2 separate regions of the Homo sapiens genome follow, and region 2 is linked to region 1. A link is an interaction called in ENCODE POLR2A ChIA-PET data of the cell type or tissue named here. Cell type or tissue: B cell. All regions are shown on one strand.

Region 1 (5,000 bases):
GTCTTAAACTCCTGACCTCAGGTGATCTGCCCACCTCGGCCTCCCAAAGTGCTGGGATTACAGGCGTGAGCCACCGTGGCCAGCTGAGACTGGCCAATTCCTTGTGAGGAATCAGGCTGAATGAAGTACACGGCATATTGTAGTGCTTGGTAAATATTTGTGCAAATGATCCTTAAATGTAGTGGGAGGAGTCAAAGTCATTCAGACAGAACAGCCTAAACAACAGCACAGAGGCCTGAAAGCACTGCATATTTGAGCATCTGCTACCAGTGCTGGATAGCTGGAACAGAAGGGAACATATGCTTGTAGTCAACAGGAAGTAGTGAGGGGTTTTATTTAAACTTTCACCTGCTATGTCTCTTTCCATACAAGCTGATGGAAAATGGCATCCTTCCACCAAGGCCTGAGCCTGGAGCAGGAAACAGCAGGGGCACTGGAACCACAAAGACCTGGGGTCTAACACCAGCTCTATCGCTTATTAGTAGTAAAATTTTGGCCAGATTACATCACTTCTCTGAATCTGTTTCCTATTCCTAACAGGAACTATCCTCTCCCTCATGAACCTAATGCTCCAGCTAAGTAGAACAAGATGCTCTTTGTATATACTCCAGTTTCCTGCTTCTCTGCCTTGTTCTTCTATGTGGGGATCTTCCACTTAAGCTCTACCCCCACAACTCACCAGATCTCCATGTCTGTCCAGATCGATTCCATGCTTCAAGGCCAAGTTAAATGCCTCCTCCAGGAAGGTGTCACCATAAAGGAGATCACCCTCCTCTGAACTCCCATAAGCCCTCCTTGTACAGCTCTCCAGGGTACTGCCTGTTTATTCTGTTCTCTTATTACCAACCCAAGGCTTGAGCTCTGTGAGAGATGTGTATTTCTCAATGTTAATGAGTCCTCAATTCATTTTTTTTTTAATGAATGAGTAGAATACCTATGGAAGAAACTTGATAAAGGTGAAATGGCTGTTACCAGGCAATGCTGCTTATAATAAAAATGACCTCTGTAGGTTAACTGCATTTGGAATGACAGGGCCATGAAGGAATTCTAAATTCCCAGTAGAAAGCCATGGCTATGAACTTCCTGAAGTACAGTGTGCTCCTAATCCCAAGGCTCCCCCTGCCTGGGATCTAAAAGCAATAATAATACGTATCATATTGGTTTTATGTGTGTTTGTGTGATATATATACACATGTACATACATACATACACATATATGGAAAGGACATGGATTATAAGAGATATTGGTTCCTATAGCACGCTTCTAAGACAGGTGGTTCCCTTACCCACTTGTGTTCCTGGCCCTCACACCTCAGTTGTCACTCAGGTTAGCGAATAGCCCTTGGACCTCTGTAAAAACTCCACTGACAGACAAACCTAATGCTGCCCTGCTATGCTTCTGCCCTGTTTCCTTCCGCAAAAGTGGTGCCAGCATGGCCTATCTGGGTCTTATGACTATGAAATGACCAGCTGAATCCAAAACCACTACTACTGATCAAAGAAGAGCAGGTGTGGAGCCAGGCGTCCTAACTCCCAGACCAATCCTCTTGCCGTGATCCCATGCTGCCTCTTCCCTTCTTTCTGACTGGCCTTTGAGTCTAAATGACTTGTTACCTTCACTTTTCTATGCAGGTAAATTCCTCAGATAATAAACTGCATTAAACATTTACCTGTTTATAGGTCATTATTTCTATCAAGGTGGGAATAAAACCAACCACAGGTCCCTCTTACCACAGAGTGGGTCCCAGGAGACGCTTACCAGACAGCTCATGAGAAGACTGGACTTTTCTTCTGTTCCTCCAGTGACTGAAAATTCAGGTGTGTGGGGACAATGTGCACTGTGCTCATTTATACTACCCTCTAAACAGGCACGAAGCTTCTGCTCTGTCAACTCAGAAGACTACAAAATAAAAAAGTTCAACCTCCTCTCAGTGACTTGATAGCCAACAGATGGAAAATCCTCATTCCTCATGCCAACCAATATAACCGTGGCTCACTGTGATGGCTTGACTCCTTGGAGCCTTAAAGACACTCGGGCCCATGACTGTACCAAGATCTCTTAACCCATCTCCATTTAACTGCCTCTCCAGATTAACCAACGCCCTCTACTCCTGCTGTCAAACACACTGATGGCCACTCATGGCAGGAAGAACGCTCAGAGATTGTAGGCTACTTTCCAGCCTCCCTCTGCCTCTGCCCCCACCAGCTGAGTGCATCCTTACCAACAACTAGCAGTATATGCTCCCGGGTCTGCTTGGGTTACTTGAACTTCCTACTGTAACTCAGTAATGCTAATTACTTATTATGTAAATAATAAGTTTTATTTTTATAGTGATAAGTAGAATGTTTAGGAAACAAACAGATGAGCTGCTTAAAAAAAAAAGAAAGAAAGAAAAAGAGCTATAGAATTAGGTAAAAGATGGGGAGGAAAAATTCCTAAGTTGTATACTCAGTTTCTTGATCCACTTTATGGAATTAAAACCGGAAACTCTGGACTATGTATTATAGAAGTTGTTTATGTAAAAAAGGTGACTCAGCGAGGCACAGTGGCTCACGCTTGTAATCCCAACACTTTGGGAGGCCAAGGTGGGCAGATCACCTGAAGTCAGGAGTTCGAGACCAGCGTGACCAACATGGTGAAACCCCGTCTCTACTAAAAATACAAAAATTAGCCAGGCATGGTGGCACGTGCCTGTAATCCCAGCTACTCAAGAGGCTGAGGCAGGAGATTCGCTTGAACTCGGGAGGTGGAGGTTGCAGTGAGCAGAGATCACACCACTGCACTCCAGCCTGGGTGACAGAGTGAGACTCTGTCTCAAATAAAATAAAAAATAAAACAGGTGACTCAGCTCTCCAATCAGCAGGGCCCCACTCAAAGGCTGGCAAATAAATTTATGTGTTTGAAACTTACCATAAAACATTTTATTTTTATAATTTGCCTCTTTAACCAATCGCTCAATTAACTGGCAAACTTGCAGTCCCCATCATGCCAGATAAAAGGGCTTTTTCTGTATTTTAAGATTACTGAAGGCCGGGCGTGGTGGCTCACACCTGTAATCCCAGCACTTTGGAAGGCTGAAGTGGGTGGATCACGAAGTCAGGAGTTCGAGACCAGCCTGGCCAAGATGGTGAAAACCCATCTCTACTAAAAATAAAAAAAAAATTAGCCGGGCGTGGTGGCAGGCACCTGTAATCCCAGCTACTTGGGAGGCTGAGGCAGGAGAATGACTTGAACCCGCAAGGCAGAGGTTGCAGTGAGCCTAAATCACGCCACTGTACTCCAGCCTGGGCAACAGAGTGAGACTCCGTCTCAAAAAAAAAAAAAAAAAAATTACTGAAGCTTAAATTCTGAATTAGGTATGTCTTCATATATAGAAAATTTTTATGAAACGTCAGATACAGGCGTTACCAATCCCAAGCTGAGGTCTCCATAAAAACGTTAAGCGGTGATGGCTCTCCAGGGCCCTAAAGGCTCTGATGTGTACTGTTTGCCAATTTTCATGCCATAGATATTCTCACCATGGCTGATTTGAAGCTACCAATGTGACACCACTGAACATAAAACTGGGAAGAAATATGCACAATGGGCTCCAAGTCAGCACTGGAGGATCTTCAAGAAAGTAGATCCATGTGGGAAGAAGTATCATGAAATCTGTGTGTGGAACACTCACATGAGATGGGATGGACAGGCCACACTGACACACCACCACACCGCTTGTGATTCTCAGGTTGTACCTAGAAGCAGAATTAGGATCCCAGAGCATCATGGCCACCAGACCTGGATCTCCAAACCTTGAATTTCAGGCAACAAATCTGGGGGGAGATTCCACTCACCTTGGAGTGGGGAATGGGAACGAATAATGCTGAAAAGGTTTTAAAAACTCTTACTTTGTACATACAGGACAGATGAGTGGGTTTGCCTCCCACTCAGCCAGCATGATGCTGAGACACTTTTCATCAAACTGCAAGCTCTTCTCATACTCGCTGATGATGGACTGCTCTGCAAGGCAAAGGCAGTTGGAGGGCTTCACCATGCTTCAGCTGGCCCTGTATTTAATTCTAAACTTCACTGTCAAAGGCTTCCTTCACACGAGGGAAAGATTTGGGCAAGACCACAATACCAATGACTGGTTTTTATGCTCTCTCAGGCTGGCTTCATCTTGCTGGATTCCTCTCCCTCCTCTCTGTCCCCTTTTTGTGAGCACAAGAGGTGAAGTAGGCTAAGGGCCGAGGAGACAATTTTCACACACATCTCCAGAGGCCATAGGAGCACAGATACAGAATGTCAGGGTCCCACAGGCAACTAAATAAAGTTGACAAAGAGAACTGATTGCTGGCCGGGCACGGTGACTCACACCTGTAATCCCAACACTTTGGGAGGCTGAGGCAGGCAGATCACTCGAGGTCAGGAGTTCGAAACCAGCCTGGCCAACATGGTGAAACCCATCTCTACTAACAAACACAAAAAATTAGCCAGGCATGTGGCGCACGTCTATAATCCCAGCTACTCGGGAGGCTGAGGCAGAAGAATCACTTGAACCCAGGAGGCGGAGGTTGCAGTGATCCGAGATTGCGCCACTGCACTCCAGCCTGAGTGACAGAGCGAGACTCTGTGTCAAAAAAAAAAAAAAGAGAGAACTGATTTCTGATGCCAGGACGACCCTGCTGATTCCACATACTTGGAATCTGTGTTGTTCAGAATCTGTGTGCTCATTCATTCAGCAAACATACAACAGTACCTAGTATCTGCTAGTCACAGGGGCACAAAGATGAAAAAGACTGTCATTGTTGAGCTCACAGTCTAGACATTAGGGAAGGGGTCAAAAAACTACAGTCACGCTTATTTGTTTATGTAGTGTCTATAACTGCTTTTCCACTAGAACTGCAGAGCTGAGAAATTGTGCCAGAGACCACATGGTCTGTGAAGTCTAAAGTATTTGCTATCTGGCTCTTCACAAAAAGTCTGCCAACTTCTGCTTTAGAATGTTCCTTATGGCTGA
Region 2 (5,000 bases), 62 kb after region 1:
CGGGAGGCTGAGGCAGGAGAATTGCTTGAAAACCGGGAGGCAGAGGTTGCAGTGAGCCCAGAACGCACCCTGTACTCTAGCCTGGGCAACAAGAGCAAAACTCCATCTCGGGTTTAAAAAAAAAAGAGAGAAAATTTTATTTCACATAAATCACAGTGCAGAATTTAGCACAAAAAAAAGGCAAACAGACCAACTGAACAGAAGATAGTTCTGAAACTAATCTACACAGAGCAATGGGGGAAAGGTGGATCTTTTCACCAAGTCATACAGAAATTGGCTATCCATACTTTTTTTAAAAAAAAGTTTTACCCTTGGCTGGGCACGGTGACTCACGCCTGTAATCCTAGCACTTTGGGAGGCCGAGGCGGATGGATCACAAAGTCAGGAGTTCGAGACCAGCCTGGCCAAGATGGTGAAACCCCGTCTCTACTAAAAATAAAAAATTAGCCGGGCGTGGTGGCGGGTGCCTGTAGTCCCAGCTACTCAGGAGGCTGAGGCAGGAGAATCGCTTGAACCTGGGAGGCAGACGTTGCAGTGAGCCAAGATCGTGCCACTGCACTCTAGCCTGGGCGACACAGCGAGACAAAAAAGTTTTACCCTTATCTACACTGTGTGTGTGTGTGTGTGTGTGTGTGTATCTAAGTTCTAGAGGAATTTTAGATATAAATGTGAATAAAACCTCTATAATATAGGATATCTTCATAACTCCATAGGAAAAGATTCCTTTTTAAAAAGGAGGAAAATCACAAACCATAAAGAAATAATTAATAAATTTGATTTTTTTTTTTCTTTCAGACGGAGTTTCACTCTTGTTGCCCAGGCGGGAGTGCAATGGCATGACCTTGGCTCACTGCAACCTCCGCCTCCCGGGTTCAAGCGATTCTCCTGCCTCAGCCTCCCAAGTGGCTGGGATTACAGGAATGCGCCGAAACACTCGGCTAATTTTGTATTTTTAGTAGAGACAGGGTTTCTCCATGTTGGTCAGGCTGGTCTCAAACTCCTGACCTCAGGTAATCTGCCCGCCTCGGCCTCCCAAAGTGCTGGGATTACAGGTGTGAGCCACCGTGCCCGGCCAAATTTGACTACATTATTAAGGACTTCTGTTCATTAAAAGACACCATTAATGAAGACATAAGCTACTGATGGGCCAGGTGCATGGCTCACACCTAGCACTTTGGGAGGCCGAGGCAAGTGGATCACCTGAGGTCAGGAGTTCAGGACCAGCCTGGCCAACAACGTGAAACCCCATCTCTACTAAAACTACAAAAATTAGCCAGGTGTGGTGGTAAGTGCCTGTAATCCCAGCTACTCAGGAGGCTGAGGCAGGAAAACTGCTTGAACCCGGGAAACAGAGGTTGCAGAGAGCCGAAGTTGCACCACTGCACTCCAGACTGGGTGACAGAGCAAGATTCCATCTCAAAAACAAAACAAAAAATATAAGCTACTGAGTAAAAGACACCTGCAACACCTATCACCAAAAGATTCTAACATTATATAAAGGACACCTAACAAATCAGTTTTTAAAGACCAAAAAAAGTAAAATAAACAGACCACCCAATAAAAAGATGAGGATAAGACTTGAGCAGGAATCTCTCACACACAGAAAATCCCAATGGCCAAGAAACATGAAAAATGCTAAGTAACTTCAGTGGTCATTAGAGAAATGCAAACTAAGCCACAGTGAAATACCATTATACATCCACCGAAATGGCTATAATTAAAATAACAAAATGACATTTTTCCACACCTTGGAACCACAGGAACTCTCATACATTGCTGGTGGAGGTATAAACTGGTATAACCACTCTGGAAAATTATTTGGCATTTTGAACATTTGTACCCAAGCATTCCACCCCTAGTTACATATCCTGCAGAAACATGTCCACCACGCCCTATACAAAAATTTCAAAGGAACATTATTCATAATATCCCAGAACTGGAAACAACTGAAATATCCATCAACATTAGTCTGGATAAATTGCGGTATATCCGTATAATGATATGACTATTCAACAATGAAAATGAACAAACACTCCGTGCATCACGAGTAGGAATAGTACACTGTTGAACGGAGGAACACAGACGCAAAAGAACACAGAACGTATGGCTTCATTTTCTAAAGTTAAAGCACAGGCTAATCTAATGGTGTTACAAGTTAGGACAGTGGCTGCCTGTCGGGAGGGAGTTGTAAGTGCGGGGAAAGTGAGGGCTTCTGGGGTACCAGCTAATATTCTATTGCTTGATCTCAATGGTGGTTACACAGATGTTGGTTCTGGTATGTTTGGTGTATCTGTATATGTTTTTTTTTTCTTTCATGTTGCTATACTTTTAAAAAGTTTAAAAGAAAATAATTAGTATCTTTGTCAGCAAGTTTCCAGTGCAGCAGGAAAACCTAACTAATACAAATAAAGGAAAGGAGAATCAGAACCTCCTGGCATTTACTGACCAATTATTTTGAAAGTTATTCTTTAAAAATCTGTAAAACAGAGATCACAGAATGATCAGTAAGAAATCTTTTTACCTGAGGGAAAATAAAACTGCCAAATCTTCAAGGCAAAAAAAAACATGACTATATTTTTTGAATCTTTCATTTAAATAACCCAGTCATCCCTCATGGGCCACAGTCTATAAACCCTCCCTTACCTGGTGACTCGAATCTTCGCTGCTTTGCTTTATGAAGTCTTCCAGCTCCTGCTTATCTTTCATTGTCTTCTCTAACTGGTCATTAGCTTGCCTTAGCATCAGCTGTAGTTTTTTCACCTGTATCATTTTAAAAGTCAATTAGAAAAACCAGAATCCTTTTATAATTTTTTTTTTTTTAAATCTAACTCCAGAATTTTAAAAAAAAATCTCTTATGTCTTTTTCTGGGAAACACCACAGATTTTCTAATTCAGACAGAAATTAGATAAATGACCTCAAGAGACAACTGTACTGTGGTTTACAGTTAACAAATCATTTTTCACACACATCTCATCTGAAAACATCTGCTTCTCCCTCAGATCCTCTAGACCATGACACTGTTCTCCCTAACTAGAGTGTATCCTCTGTCTCCAGTCTACAATCCACACTAACACCAGAAATTTTATAAAAGTGAAATAATATAATTTCCCTACTTAAAACTCTAAATGCCTCTCAAAGTCTTCAGGGTAAATTTTTTTTTTTTTTTTTTTGAGACAAGAGTCTCTCGCTCTGCAATCTCGGCTCACTGCAACCTCCACCTCCTGGGGTTCAAGGGATTCTCCTGCCTCAGCCTCCCGAGTAGCTGGGATTACAGGCATGCACCACCACACCTGGCTAATTTTGCATTTTTAGTAGAGGTGGGGTTTCTCCATGTTAGTCAGGCTGGTCTATGAACTCCTAACCTCAGGTGATCGGCCCGCCTCGGCCTCCCAAAGTGCTGGGATTATAGGCGTGAGCCACCATGCCCGGCTTCAGGGTAAAATTTAAATCTCTTCAATCATCACCCCTCCCTAAGTGATGTCTTCATGGCTTTCCCTTGTAGCTTACATTCCCATTATTTCGTAACAGTCACCCCCTGTGCCCAGCCACATAACTACTCATACTTCCTACAATACATCATTTTCTTTCCTAACTCTGTTCTTTGTATATTTTTTCTCTCCATGAACACCCTTTTCCCACTTCTTTTTCTGACTAATTTTTAGCCAGGCTTTAAAACAGTCTACTGAAATGTTTATGAAAACCATTCCTACACCACACTATCAGGGGCCAACTACATTAGTTTTGCAAATACATTTAGAAATTTACCTTTGAAACATCTATGCGTAAAGCACACAGTGTATGAAGGAACTCAATAGCAATGACATTTGAAAATATTAAACCATCATTCTAATTGGCTTGAAGTTATTTTGAAGGCTAAGGGAACAATCTTCATAACAACCAAAGAACAATTTGGAAATATGAGGGAAAAGTATCTTTCTTACGTAGACTTTGACAAGCCCACTCTCATGAATTTCTACATTATTTCCTAACTGCTATCAAGGTGCCCATTATTAAACACTGCACTTGAAAAAGTACTGAAGATTTATCAATCTCAGCATACCAAATCTACCAAAGCTTAATTTCTGGGAACTTATTAACCTTAATTCAACAAATTTATGACAAGAAATGAGTAATATGCACTGAAGGACACAAATTCTGATTAATATAACATTCCATTAAGCCTTTATTCTACTGGAGGCAACAATCAACCTTTTATCTCCCTGAGATCTCCATATCATAAAGTACTTGCCATGTACTTAAAATCACTTTTAGGCCTTAGGCGGAAGGGGCAGGGTGGAAGAGATTAGGTAGTGTCCCTTTAAGAGTTGGGCAGACCTGTGCAGATATACAAAAACAGAGTCCTGGCCGAGCGCGGTGGCTCACACCTGTAATCCCAACACTTTGGGAGGCTGAGGCAGGTGGATCATGAAGTCAGGAGTTTGAGACCATCCTAGGCAACATGGTGAAACCCCATCTCTACTAAAAATACAAAAAATAGCTGGGGGTGGTGGCGTGTCCCTGTAATCCCAGCTACTCGGCAGGCTGAGGGAGAAGAATCACTTGAACCAGGGGGTCGGAAGTTGCAGTGAGCTGAGATCCCCCCTGCACTCCAGCCTGGCAATAGAGCGAGACCCCCTCTCAAAAAAAACAAACAAAAACAAAAACAAAAAAAAAAAAAGCAGAGTCCTAGTGAGCTCCCACTGGAAATGTAACTGCCATTGCATGTACCAGGTTATTTCATAACTTAACAAGATGGATATGCTTCATAATGTAAATGGGGCTGGGGCCGGAGAGGGGGGCAATTAATTCTGCACCTCCAATGAAAACGACAATATCCAATTTGGCGCATCCAGAAGAAACTCACCTGGTCTCTCGTTTCAGCCTCCTGAATCTGAATTCCTTGTAACTGTTTTTCGTAATTGGAACACATATCACAACGTCTACCAAGTTTATTTCCAGCATTATGTACCTGAAGGGCACCAAAATTACCTCTTATCAG

Evidence for each region. Peaks named below come from ENCODE experiments on the same cell type or tissue, not always from the same donor. Only the 100,000 strongest peaks of a DNase experiment are listed, where the experiment ranks them.
Region 2: POLR2A ChIA-PET joins it to region 1 with 5 read pairs; 8 of 35 experiments call an interaction of 5 or more read pairs at or near these places.

Annotation. Positions count from the first base shown.
Region 1 is chr17:5,424,971-5,429,970 of GRCh38, reverse strand. RPAIN (RPA interacting protein) reads right to left here. Exons shown (of 7, transcript NM_001033002.4): 4 at 3,889-4,000; 5 at 3,672-3,735; 6 at 1,760-1,900. Among named protein-coding and RNA genes, the nearest start is that of RPAIN, 7.3 kb to the right of the region's middle. In B cell, no CTCF peak of the experiment used is centred here; no DNase peak of the experiment used is centred here; H3K27ac peaks cover 505 bases.
Region 2 is chr17:5,362,882-5,367,881 of GRCh38, reverse strand. It overlaps RABEP1 (rabaptin, RAB GTPase binding effector protein 1), which reads right to left. Exons shown (of 18, transcript NM_004703.6): 10 at 4,866-4,970; 11 at 2,644-2,760. LOC105371505 (a long non-coding RNA gene) reads left to right here and starts at 4,970. Exons shown (of 2, transcript XR_934178.3): 1 at 4,970-5,000. In B cell, no CTCF peak of the experiment used is centred here; no DNase peak of the experiment used is centred here; H3K27ac peaks cover 761 bases.